Regions from separate parts of the Homo sapiens genome. Here region 2 is linked to region 1. A link is a loop called in an ENCODE intact Hi-C map of the cell type or tissue named here. Cell type or tissue: ovary. All regions are shown on one strand. Links, peaks and the distances in the headings refer to the core of each region. The heading gives the core; the rest is flanking DNA.

What was found. Peaks named below come from ENCODE experiments on the same cell type or tissue, not always from the same donor. Only the 100,000 strongest peaks of a DNase experiment are listed, where the experiment ranks them.
Region 2: a loop joins it to region 1, with 12 times the contacts of the local background. A loop is called at or near these places in 1 of 110 quality-filtered maps.

What each region holds. Positions count from the first base shown.
Region 1 is chr17:60,132,182-60,140,201 of GRCh38, forward strand. LOC100996660 (a long non-coding RNA gene) reads right to left here and starts at 3,463. Exons shown (of 3, transcript NR_187530.1): 1 at 2,575-3,463; 2 at 255-331. RefSeq lists enhancers at 3,135-3,194, 3,305-3,404, 6,875-7,408, 7,943-8,020. In ovary, for the core only: no CTCF peak of the experiment used is centred there; a DNase peak (open chromatin) is centred at 3,520; H3K4me3 peaks cover 1,389 bases; H3K27ac peaks cover 634 bases.
Region 2 is chr17:61,484,973-61,489,972 of GRCh38, forward strand. It overlaps TBX4 (T-box transcription factor 4), which reads left to right. Exons shown (of 9, transcript NM_001321120.2): 9 at 1-138. Among named protein-coding and RNA genes, the nearest start is that of TBX4, 35 kb to the left of the region's middle. RefSeq lists enhancers at 1,115-1,977, 1,978-2,840. In ovary, for the core only: no CTCF peak of the experiment used is centred there; no DNase peak of the experiment used is centred there.

The sequences.
Region 1 (8,020 bases), core at 1,338-6,337:
CCAGAGAATTAAGTATTATTTTTGTTGACAGTTTGTTCTCTCAAACAGCATTGCATTTAGTAATACTTTTTTAGTTGTTGGGGTTTTTGTTTTTTCAAATGTTACTAATTTGTTTCCCTTTCCAGCTGAAGAAATAGTGACCAGGGGAGTAAATATTCTCAGGCCACTGTGTTTGTATATTATGGACAATCAAGAAAGAACTAGGGTATGTTAGAGACAGAACTCCAGAGGTCAGGTCATCTCCGTCTACTCACTTGGTGGACTTGGCTAAGTCACGTGATCTCTCTGGGCCTCCATTTCTTCATCTATAAAATGGACTAATACTTTCAACCTAGTACATGAAAGAAAATATGCTGATTGAACCAATCCTACTCCTGTTGCAACCTCACACCAGAGCACAGGCTGGGTGTTCATGTATGTTCCCTTGCCTGGTCTCTGGCTTTCCCTCTAGGAGATATCCTTCTTAACTCTGGTGCTCCTGGGAGCTGGGCTAAAGCTGATCTCTCGATTCTTGCCTCTGCCCAGTTTCATTGCAGGCAGCCTCCACTGAACTATGCCCACATCATCATCCCTGAATGGAAGATCTATAGCATGATGAGGTTCAATCAAATCCTGCTAAACAAACAAACAAAAAGCCACTGGCCTGATCGGTTGTAATATATTCTTTACAAAGTCCTTTATGATACTTATCTTAGTAAAAAATGGTGTTAAAACTTTGCCATATATGCCAGGCATGGTGGCTCACGCCTGTAATCCCAGCACTTTGAGAGGCCGAGGCAGGTGGATCACCTGAGGTCGGGAGTTCGAGTCCAGCCTGACCAACATGGAGAAACTCTGTCTCTACTAAAAATACAAAATTAGCCGGGCGTGGTGGCGCATGCCAGTAATCCCAGCTACTCAGGAGGCTGAGGCAGAAGAACTGCTTGAACGTGGGAGGCAGAGGTTGCAGTGAGCCCAGATTGCACCATTGCACTCCTGCCTGGGCAACAAGAGCGAAACTCCATCTCAAAAACAAAAACAAAACAAAAAAAAACCCCCAACTTTGCCATATTGCTTATGTGGTATATCTTAATCTATAACAAAGTGACACCCGTGTCAGCCAGCCTACACCCCTGGAAATCAGCCTTCCTTGCTTAGGGCTCCAGCAAGGCTCTCCCCACCCTAGCTGGTCTCCTGGGAAAAAGAGGAATTCAGGCAGCAACAGTCAAGCAAGCAGGTGCTTCAGCAAGCAAGTAATCCATCTCAAGAAGCCGTAACCAGCGATCGTTCAACAATTCTTAGGAGTCTTGTGAAGTCTGCAAGCTCCATAAACGAGGGCTCTTGCATGTCCTCAGGTGAGCTCTGCTTTGTTGTCATCTTATTGAAGTGGACCCACAGCAGCAAGGTGAGCAAAGCCAAAGGAAGCCCCCTGCCTGAGTCTAGCTCAGGTGAACTGACAGTCCAGACAGGACAACCGAGAGGGACCCTGTTTTCATACTGCTATAAAGAGCTGCCCATGGCCAGGCGTGGTGGTGGGCGCCTGAGGCAGGAAAATCACTTCAACCCAGGAGGTGCGGGTTGCAGTAAGCCAGATCACACCACTGCACTCCAGCCTGGGTGACAGAGTGAGACTCTGTCTCAAAAACAAAACAAAACAAAAAGGCCGGGCACGGTGGCTCACATGTGTAATCCCAGCACTTTTGGTGGCCGAGGTGGGCAGATCACTTGAGGTCAGGAGTTGGAGACCAGCCTGGCCAACATGGTGAAACTCCGTCTCTACTAAAAATACAAAAATTAGCTGGGCGTGGTGGTGTGTGCCTGTAATCCCAGCTACTTAGGAGACTGTGTCAGGACAATCGCTTGAACCTGGGAGGTGGGGGTTGCAGTGAGCCGAGATCACGCCACTGCACTCCAGCCTAGGTGACAGAGTGAGACTCCATCTCAAAACAAAACAAAACCAAAAAACTACCCAAGACTGGGTAAGTTAGAAAGGAAAGAGGTTTAATTAACTCACAATTCTGCATGACTAGGGAGGTCTCAGGAAACTTACAATCACGGCAGAAGTGGAAGCAAGGCACCTCTTTCACAAAGCAGCAGAAAGAAGTGTGGAGTGATGGGGGAAGAGCCCCTTATAAAACCATCTGATTTCCTGAGAACTCACACACTATCATGAGAACGGCATGGTGGAAACCACCCCTACGATTCAATTACCTCCACCAGGTCTCTCCTTTGACACGTGGGGATTATGGGGATTACAATTTAAGATGAGACTTGGGTGGGGACACAAAGCACCTAACCATATCAGCCCTAAAGCCATGGCTGGAGAAGGCTCCTGCCAGAAGTCCACCCCGAAGCCCTCAGACTCCACTGTGGCCTTTCCTCACTCTGCTTCCTATCTCCATTTTTCTTTCCCTGAAGGAGGTTGCTCTATCAATGCCTCCCGTGACAACACATGCCCCCTCCTCCCCCACCCCCCAGGCTCAGCGATAAGGAAGCTGGTGCCCTGAATCCCTGCCCCACCCAAGACTCTTTCCTTTTCTTCCCACTTAGTCTACTTGAAACTCCTCTCTGTATTTTTTTAATTAAGTTACCCACCTCAGCTTTGTTTCTCAAAGGCTTTAACTTTTCCGGGAAGAGCTGCAATCGTTTCTTGGCAGGAGTAGTTTCAGGTTTGCATTGCTCTGAAAGAGACTCTCAGAAACACGGGACCTCCATTTTGGTGTCAGCACCGCACGCACCCCCACCCAAGCCAGCACCGTGGCTGGAAAGCTTACGTATAGGATAAGGGATGTGGGTGGAGTGGGAATTGACGTGGAGGATGTTGGAGATCAGATCAACAGATGCTACAAAAAAACCCAACCCCTCCCCACCGAAAGACGGCAATACTCAGGCTAGGAGCCGCTGCACTAGGTGCTAGGGACCCACTGAATTTTCACCAGAGCAGTGGCTTGGTCAGATCTCTATTTCCAGAAACATCGCCCTGGAATCCTTTCCTTGGCGTGGAAGGAGAAGTTGACCCCGAAGAGTTACTCAGTCAAGGGCGACTCATTGCTCCACTCTAAGGTTTCTCTAAGCACAGGGCGGTGGCGAAAGGGAAGGGCTGCAGGGTGGAGTCCGGCACCAAGACCTCCCGGCCCGGCTTCTAGCAGCACACGGACGCTTGAGATGATTTCTTCTGAAAACGGGCAGTGGTTGAAAACCACTGCTTCAAAACACAGACTGGAGGAGTGGTAAATACTAACGAGGAGTTTTAGCAATGGACTCTGTTAACAGAGTCTGGTCGCCTGAGAAGGGCCTCGGAGGACTGGCCAGGTTGGAGAACGATTTCAACTGCGTACTGGACGACACACAGAAGACTGCGGGGAGCCTTAGCCCCTACCCGGCCTGCAGTGCTCTCTGGGGCACACGGCAGCCCCACGACGCCTTTGGGTTTCTTCGAGCGCTACTCGCACGCACCAGCGCCCACACAGCTGCAACGCCAAACGCCCGCCAGCACCTTAGGGCCGCGGGAGTCCCTTCCCCAGGCCCGCCCCACACGCCGGCCTTTTCTGCCGCTTCCCAAGCCGGAGCCAATCAGCGCTCAGCAGCGACCGGCAGGGACGACCAATCGACTTATCCTGCGTTGTGCTAAAGACCTAGAAATCGAGCGTGGTACATTCGATCGACGGAACGTCTGGGCCCTAGTGCTAAGTTGGGTGACTGTTCGGTGGTTGTCTCGGGGGGTTGCAGGAAGATCCTGTTTCCTTGGCGTAGAAGGAGAGGTTGACCCCGAAGAGTTAAGATTCTCGAAGCACACTATTTATCCGTGGCCCTCCTCCTCCTTCGCGGGGTAGCTTGGGGCAAGTCATCTATTCTCTCTAGATCTGTGTTCTGCCTAAAAATTAATGAATGGGACAAAATGGTCTCTACAGTCCCTTGTTTATCCTGGCCCTGCAAATCCAGGATCGCTGCCGTTGTATCTCAGTCTGATGTCGGTGGTCTTGCGCTGGCCGGTGTTCTGAAACTTTGTCGGCAGTAACATGCACTCCAGTCAGTCTCTTCAGTCCAGGACACCATCGCCGGGGAAACTGAGGCATAAGAAAAATAAAAATGAGCATTGTCCATCCACAAATATGTATTGTGCTCCCGTTGTGTATCTGGCACTGCCCTGGTGCTGGGTCCCCTATGAGAAACAGGCATGGTCCTTGTGCCCCTAGTTATAAACTATGTCACTTCCATCAGACTCTGAGATCCCCAGGGAGGAGCTGTACTCTCATCAAGCTGCTCTCATCAGCAGACAGGAAGGAGACAGACTTGTAGGCCTGCATGCTCCTGTGCTCCTCTTGAACTCCCAGCTCAGCCACTGGCTGCCTTTTACCCACAGATCTGAAAGGAGCCAGGGCGGACAGGCTCCAGCAGTACCTCTTTTCTTGAGGAAGCCACCTTCTCCTGGCTGTCCAACCCTGAAAGGACCTTGGAAGTTTGGGGGAGTCCCTCTTGGCACTCTGATTTATCCAGAATGCACCTAATCACCCTCTACACATGCACACCCGCCCCCCCCCCCCCCCCGACACACACTCCTCCAGCCTGATACCCTGCTGGGGTTCTTTTGCAGAGTTTTGTCTTGAGGTCATCAGAGAGGTCGTGCTCCATGGGGCATTGAAGCACCACAGAGAAAAACCCCTGCAAGGCCAGGAAAGCATCTGAGAGGCATCTGAAGTCAGAAGGCCTGTGCCGGAATCCTAGCTGTTTCTGGCAGTGTGGTCTGGGTAATTTAACTTCTACCAGCACCATGTGTATAAATGAACATCATCACAGCACATACCTCACAGATTGCTGAAAGGATTAAATGAAATGATGGATATAACTCACTTGCAGCATGCCTGGCAGAGACATATAGTAAATGGGCAAGAATTGGGAGCTACTGTTATTATTGTGTTATTGTGATTATATTCAGCAGGAAGGAGGCCTCCCAGGCTAGGCGCCAGTCCTTGATGAGAAGGTGCCCACTTTATGTCCTCTCCTGTTTCTAACTCTCCTCTTCTGCCTTCTGTGGTCCCAGCTGAGTGGCTGTACCTCAGCAATATCCAGTTTCCTGCCTCAGAACATGAAGCCCAGATATACAAGCTGAAGGAGGGTGCCACATTTGAGAGGCAAGGGAAGATCAGGCGGGGACCCTGTGCTTCAGAGCTTTGGTCACATCCGCAAGGAGCACAGCAGGCCCTACCAGATAAACAGACAAAATCAGGAGGGCTCCAAGGTGGGACAGAGAAGGAAGATTGTTAAAAATTGAATCTGCTAGACTGGGCGTGGTGGCTCACACCTGTAATCCCAGCACTTTGGGAGGCCGAGGCAGGCGGATCACGTGAAGCCAGGAGTTCGAGACGAGCCTGGCCAACATGGCAAAACCCCATCTGTACTAAAAATACAAAAAATTAGCCAGGCGTGTGGTGCGAGCCTGTAGTCCCAGCTACTCGGGAGGCTGAAGCACAGAATTGCTTGAACCCGGGAGGTGGAGGTTGCAGTGAGCTGAGATCATACCACTGCAGTCTATCCTGGGCAACAGAGCAAGACTCTGTATATTTTAAAAAAAAAGGCAAAAATTGAATCTGCTGTGCCCAACCAAGCCATCAGCTGATCAGCTGTGGGGTCCTGCCCTGAATCATTTACTCCTCACCCTATCTCTGGGACCATCAGGGCAGGCAGGCAGCAGCAGATGTTTTCCAAGCTCTACTGCTCCCAGGCCAGCATGACATCTGCAGTGACCATTTTAACAGGCTGGACACCCTCGTGTCCCCCTACCACTTATCCTTGGCCCACTTGCCACTTGTGCCTTACCCAGTGGGGAGGGAGTGGCAAGGCCTTGGCTCTGGGTTCCACAGGTAGAGTTTTGCAGAGGAGTCCAGTGAACTCATTCTTTACAAAACCTACCCAGGCCTGCTTTCAGCCACCCCTCCTGCTAAGATTATATGTAATATATAATATTATATATAATTTTTTATAGAGACAGGGTCTTCCTCTGTCACCCAGGCTGGAGTACAGTGGCATGAACACAGCTCACTACAGCTGCAAACCCCTGGGCTCAAATGATCCTCCTATCTCAGCTTCTTGAGTAGCTAGGACTACAGGCATGCACCACCAGGCCTAGCTTTTTTTTTTTTTTTTTTTTTTCTGTAGAGATAAGGTCTCACTGTCTTGCTCAGGCTGGTCTGGAACTCCTGGCCAAGCCATCCTCCTGCCTTGTCCTCCCAAAAATGCTGGTATTACAGACATGAGCCACCGTGCCTGGCCAAGAGACTATATATTTTGAGCAGCTGCTGGAAAGCGGGGACTAAGTTCTGGTCTGAGGAGAACTTCCTGGGCGTCCAGGAAAGAAATATCTGACATTGTTGGTGCACAGTGAGTATAGTCCTCACTGGTCACCCAGAGGACAGGGTGTGGCTCCCTCCACAGTGTAGCTCCCTAGCCCCCAAAAGCTGGACCTGGGCTCTCCCCAGTCACCAGAGATCCCTCTCCTTCGTCCCCAACAAAGTGTTTGGCTGGCTGCAGCAACTGTGCAGACCCTGACTAGTGGACATTCCTAAGTACCAGGGGCTCGCCTTGTGTCCCGCCAGGCTGGTCCAGAAGGCTGTTGCGGGCAGGTGGGATAAGAAATTCAGGAAGCTGAAACAGCCAGAAGGTGGAACCTGGCCGGCTCGGGGGAACTGCCTGTGGAATGGCCCAGCGCTGAATGAGTGGAACAGTGGGTGGGCCTTGAAAGCGAACTCAGGAGATGGGGCGTTGTGTATAGGCAAGTCGCTAACCGGGAGCCCCGCGCCTCATTCCGACTGGATCAGGGGGCCCCGCCTGTCCACGGTCCCCATGCGCGGTGCGCTCCCCCTCCTAGGGCCGTAATTGCCGCAGCCATCCCTACGCGTCTCCAGCCCCCGTCGTCTTTGTCCATTCGGTTCCGAGGCCGCGCTTGGACTGGGGCGCCCACGACTGACCCCGGAGGCACAGCGAACGGGGCAGCTGCAGGGACTCCCTGTCCTGCAGGCGACTGGGCTCCCGCGAGGCAGCAGGTGCCGAGGACTAGCAGCAGATCTGGTGTGCAGAACCCTGGATTCGAGTCCCGGCTTCAGAGACCCTCGGCTGTGTGACGTGGAGGCGTCGGCCGCCCTCTGAGAGCCTTCGTGGATGACAGCTGATGCTTGGGCCTACCTTCCTCGGCTGCTGAGAGGCTCAGAAGGGACCGCGTGTAAAACGCCTTGGAATCTTAAATCTACTTAATTCCATTTACCTGCTTCCCAGAAACGGTCCATGGCTTCCGTCCCGGTCATAGCGCTGCGCAGCGGGACCGTTCTGCCCCGCTGCCCTCGAACAGCCCGTCCGCGCTCCATTGCCCCTCCAGGTGCCGTTATTTTGCCTTTTAACCTGGGGCGGGAGGTTTTAGACGAGGCTGCAAGTCTGGGCCAGCGGGGACCTGAGGGTCCCTTGCAACCAGCACCCGCGACGGTGTCTACACTGGAATTCCAAGGAAAAGAGGGCTCCAGGGGCGCGACCAAGGTTTGGTCTTCTGCTGAGCGCTGCTGGATGAATCGCCAGCCTTCGCCCGCGGCCCCCTCCTCCTCATCCCTGACCCCAACTCGACAAGATCCCCCGAGCGCAGGCCCAAACTCCGCACAGCTTGTGGGCCGTGAGGTCCGGGTCTCGAAGCTCGGTCCCGCTGGGGCTGTCCCTCCGCCTCTACTTCCAGGGTAAAGACCGCGGAACCAGGCGGGGGTCTGGGGAGCCTGGCTGCGACCTCGGCTGCAGGCTTCCGCAGCTGCTTCCAGGGTGCTGTCCACCCCGTGGTGCTGAAGTGCCCCACGCCCCTCCGCCACCTACCGGAAGCCGCGTCCGCGCTACAGCCTCCACTCAGGATTCGACCCGAACTCCAAGACGCGTCCGCACTGGTCCAACAACCCTCATGGATCGTCGCCTGCCTCAACTGTTTAGACCACCGCGGGTTTCACCCGGAAGCACCGGGGAGGTCGGAGCTTGCCTGAGAGGCTCAGCGAAGGTCCATGCCTTGTTCAGTCCC
Region 2 (5,000 bases), core at 1-5,000, 1.4 Mb after region 1:
AACACACACACACTACAGATAAGGCTTTTTTAGAAAACACATTAGCTAACAGGTGATATGGAACTTCAAGTGTTTTGTTATATAGCATGGATGTTTTATTTTGCATATCGGAACATAAAGCCATTTTACAACTGTGAAGTGTGTGGATGCTCTTTATTACTGACTTGTCATTTCTTGGCTCTGCAACGGCCTCTGCCTCTTTTTTGCTGGTATTCTTTTTCTCAAGTGTCAGGTAAGGCCCTCAGTACCTCTGAACATGTGTACCGTGGAGCCTCTGAGCTCACAGTGAAGTCACCTAGGACCACAGAGCAATTGCACCTTTGATCTCATGCTACTCCCTGGGTTATGAATCTGGACTCCAGGGTCCACAAAGACCCCAGAAGGGCGGGCAGGCAGTAAAGCAGGAATCTGTCTCCTTTCAGCAGTCAACACATAAGCTGGCCATTTGGGGGAAGTGGTCTCGTAAGTAGGGAATTCCTGGTGGGATTTATGCAGCTGCTTCAGAAAAGGAACTGAAGAGCAGGTTTGAGTCAGTGCGGGGGGCTTCCTGGAGCAGTCAGGGGCATGAGCTCATCACCACCATCACCCCAGAATGGGTGAGTCAAGGCCTGGCAAAGTCCCCATTCGCCTGCACCTTTGCCAGGTCCCTAAAGCTTGGCCACAAGATGGAGAGAGGAAAAGCAAGGTGAAATCCAGCCCAGGTTCACCCTAGATTGGAAGAGGCAGGCATAGGAAGGCGCTGCTGGGTCTCCCTCCTTACAGCCTTGCCACCTGCCCTGCCCCTCATTGCTCCTTCCCCAAAGCTGCTTACCCGCATCCACCATCTCCACTGCAGGCTGGTCTAGGAACCCAGGAAAAGAGAAGGCAAGGGAGGCATGCCCTTGAATCCTTGCCCTGTCAGGACTGAGATGAGACTTCCTGCTGGGTAAAGACTCAACCTTGTCTCCTGTTTCTCCAGAGTCCTTTTGTGGCTCTAGGCTGCTCTCTGGCTGGACTTCTTCCTGCAGAACAGGAAGCCAAGCTCCATCCTCCCTTAGCTGCTGGCGCACACCTTGGGATTCTTGGTCATGGAGAAAGATGTTAACTGAGCTTGGCTCAGGGGACAGGGAAGTGAGAGGGCTCTTCCTAACTCCCACCTGCTGCGCTCTTTTCTTTCTGGGTGAAGACAGCACATCTGGGACACTCCACACCTTCTAGAGCCCAGGCAGAGGGCTGGGGGCAACGCGGATGTTCCCAGGTTCTCTCCAAACACATGGTTGGCTGAGTCTGACATGAAGAAAGCCACTTCTTAAAGGGGTATTTTGCCTCGAGGCAGCCCACGGCTTCCTGCCAGCTTCCTGGGAAGCGTGAGGTCCCTGGGCTTCCCCACCTGGGCATGGCCAGAGCCGGGCCTGCAGTGGGATTTGTGGAACTTTCCTGCGCCTCTGAATCAACAGCTCAATAAAAAGGGGGCACATGGGATATCCTGAAACAAAGGGCACCATTCAGGAGCGCCAACAGGTCATACATCATCGGCCAGAAACCTGCCACATGAAAAGGGTCTGCTTCTGCTGTGCCCTGCCTGGGAAGGGGACAAAAGCCAATTAACGTTCAGCTGCATGTCCACGGGAAGGCAGCCTTGGGGGCTGTGCTCTCCAGCCCAGGGCCAGGCCCCTGGGGAGAAGCCAGGGCAGGCCTCTCAGCAGCAACTCAGCCACAGACAGTTGGCCCTCAACCGTAGAAGAGCCTGGAATAACAAAAGGGAGAAGGGAAAGAGAAGCTGGGTCAGACTGACAAATTGTTAAAAAACCAAACCAACTTCCAGCCTTGGCTGGGCCTCAGGGGGTCAAGAGGCCTCGGCTCGCCCCACTAATGGAGCCTGCTGGAGGAGTAGCAGCCCAGCCTCGCAGTGTCTTATCTTACAACATAAAATTAAAACCCACTTAAAAGGCCGGAGGGCATGTTAACATTCCCCCTGCTGTCTAATTGAAGTAGTTCCCAGCGCAAAGGATTTCACTTGAAAGATGTCTCTGTCCCAGCCCGGGTCTCCAGCTCAGCCAGCAGGGGAAAGGGGTTGGCGGGGTCGGGGGAGAGGGGGCAGAGGCTGTTTGCTTGCCACCCCCACCCAGGCGGCAGGTGGCGACAGCAAAGGTTAGAACAGTCTGGGTTGTTTTGTATTTTTTAAAAATTTACAAATTCATTAGCAGCTATGTCAGCAGAGGCCACACTCCTGACAAGAAGACCTGGTAATGATTCAAACGTGGTGAGTCCTGCAGTGAAACCTGGCTGTTCCTGCAGCCAAGAGATTTCCATGCCATCCCCCGGCAAGCCCTCTCTCCCCCCACGCAAATCTATGACAGGTCTCCAAGGCATACGGAACCAATCAGGGACATCCTGTCAAGGTGATGAACTTGCACTGGCCATCCCGAGTAATGGGAACCAGTCAGCCTGAAGCCGGCCTGGACTGAAAGCCAAGGTGACAGCTATTAAGCAATTGTGCGCCGAACAAAATGGCAAAGCGGCCGGGTAATCAATTCAATTTCGATGGGCAACCCGAGCAACCGCAGCGGCTGTCGCAGCTGATTAGGGAGGACCGGGCTGGAGCTTTCAATGCGAGCCCATCACAGATCAGAAACAGGCCCGGGATGAAAAGGGAAAGAACCGTCTCCTGAGAAGCAGGCGATGAAGGACTCTGTTTTATGTGACTGTGTTCTTCCTCCTCTCCTTGAAGAAAGAGGAGAAAAAAAAAGCAAGCAGTTTGGAGATTAGATAGTTTTCTTTTCAGCCATTTATCATTATGAAGGAAAGTAGACAGCGCAGGGGCGGAAGAATCTCCAGTGGGATTTCTGCGAAGTCTCACTCGGAAGGGCCAGGTTTACATGATGCAGCTCAAACAGCCCTGCTTATCACAGCAGCCTGACGGGGTCTGCAGAGCATCGAGGGTTCCTCTTCTGTAACAAGGGCGAACAGGCCCCAGTGCCCCCAGGAGTACAGAAATTCTCCTGCGGAAACCCCAAACCAGCAGACTGCATCATTTGTGAAAGTTAAAGCCTGAGTCAGAATAATGGGGAGAGGAGGAAAAACGGGAAAGGAAAAGACGAGGGGATTGTGCACGGTCCCTGCAGGGGAGGCCCCCGTGGTGGCCCCCCGTTTCTCCCTGGCCCAGGTTGGCGCAGCAGGGGTGCCTGCTGTGTCTGCTGGCCTGTCAGCACTGATCCCAGTCTGATGGCAGGCCCTGGCAGCCTGCTTGAACATTCTAGGCTTGTGTTTGGTTGTTCTGTGCCAGGGTTTTGGGGTGCAGAGCAAGGGGCACCCACAGGCACAGAAGCCGAGAGAGAGAGGCCAGCCATGGGGATGTGGAGGGGATGGAAGAGGCTTGAGAACAGATGGCAAGGGACGCAGAACCAGGAGGAAAAGGGCCATTTTGAAGTCAAGGGTGGGTCCAAACCTCTGGGGCAGGAGGGCTCAGGGCTGGGACTGGGCCGGTGGTGAGGGAGGAAGGCTGACCACCTCCTCTTTGGAAAACTAGAGCAATGGGTGCATATTCAGATAATTCTTAGAAGAATCACAAATGGAGAATTAACCTCACTAGTCATCTAAAATGCAAATTGAAGTGATAACATGCCACTTTCATCTACCAGATTAGTGAACATTTAAGAAAAGGGGTTGGGAGCCTCTCTCAGCCATTGCTAGTGGGAGTACAGATTGACATGGTTTTTCTGGAACGAGCAATTTGGTAGCATGGACAAAGACTCTAAAAGTGTTCATTCCCTAAAGAAAATAACCAGGAATGCGGACATAGTTTAATACTGTATGATATTCATTGTGATTTTACTTTTTAATAGCCCCAAACTGGCTGAAAGTAAATTGGTAAATTATGAGATACATTCTGGAATATGATGCTGTCATTGAAATCATGTTTACAAAGGGCCCTTAATGATATGAGACTTGATTTAAAACTAAGTGAAAAAAAAGGATCCTAATATAGAGTACAATTTCAAGAACATTTGAAGTGAAAACAAAAAGATTGGTGTGTAGCCAAACTATAGATCATTACATAGCAGTTAACAAGGGGATGAACTATATCTGTATATACATGAAATACTATGTGAAAAAAAGTTCCTGACATATGGTCTCCCATGTGTATGCAATACAAAACAAAAAAACACTCCGGAGGTCCCAACATCGATTAAGCAGAAATGTCCAGGAGATGGGGTGCATTTATGTGTATATGATGTATGCATGTATGATGTATGTGTATGACGTGTATTTGTGTGTGTGTGTTAGGGACACAGACATGATTTAGAAGAAACTGCTTATGATGATTCCCTCATATATCTCTGTTTCGTTTAACTTATTACAATGGGCACGTATTATTTCTGCAATTAAAAGATTTAATTAAATTAAAAAAAAACTTGTGATTGTAGAAGTACCCAAAGAAAAGAAAAAGAAGAAAGGCTAAAAGAAACTGTGCCCAGTGCTAACGGCAGTAACGTCAGGAAGTGCTGGATCTGCTGAATCGCTGCCCGGGTGGACAAAGGTTGACTTCTGGGCCTCCTCCCCGTGTTTGTTTTCCTCCCCTCCCTGGCTGTCCGCCTCAGACACCCTGCTCCTGCCCAGGCCTGCAATGCTGCTGTTGTTCAGGCTGGGGCTTTAGCATTTTCCACTCCTCCCTAGGTCCTCTCCCTGGGTGACGGCATCTGTTCCCACGGCTTCTCTCACCAACATATGCCAACGAACCTCAAGTCCGATCTCATTTCGGTCTCCTGATACCATCTTCTGGACATCTCTGCCAGAAAGAGATGTTAAGTCCTCCAATTCAGACTGGAACCCAGACTCTCCCTCCAGGCCTCCCTCACATCCTCCGTTTTGGTAATGGCACCACCAGCCAGCATCCAGTTGCTCAAGTCAGAAGCCTGGGCTTCAGCGCCAACTCCCTCCTCTCCCTACCTGCCCACCCCAAATGCTCACCAAACTGCAGATTCTACCTCCTAAAGATTTTCTACATCTCTACACGTTTC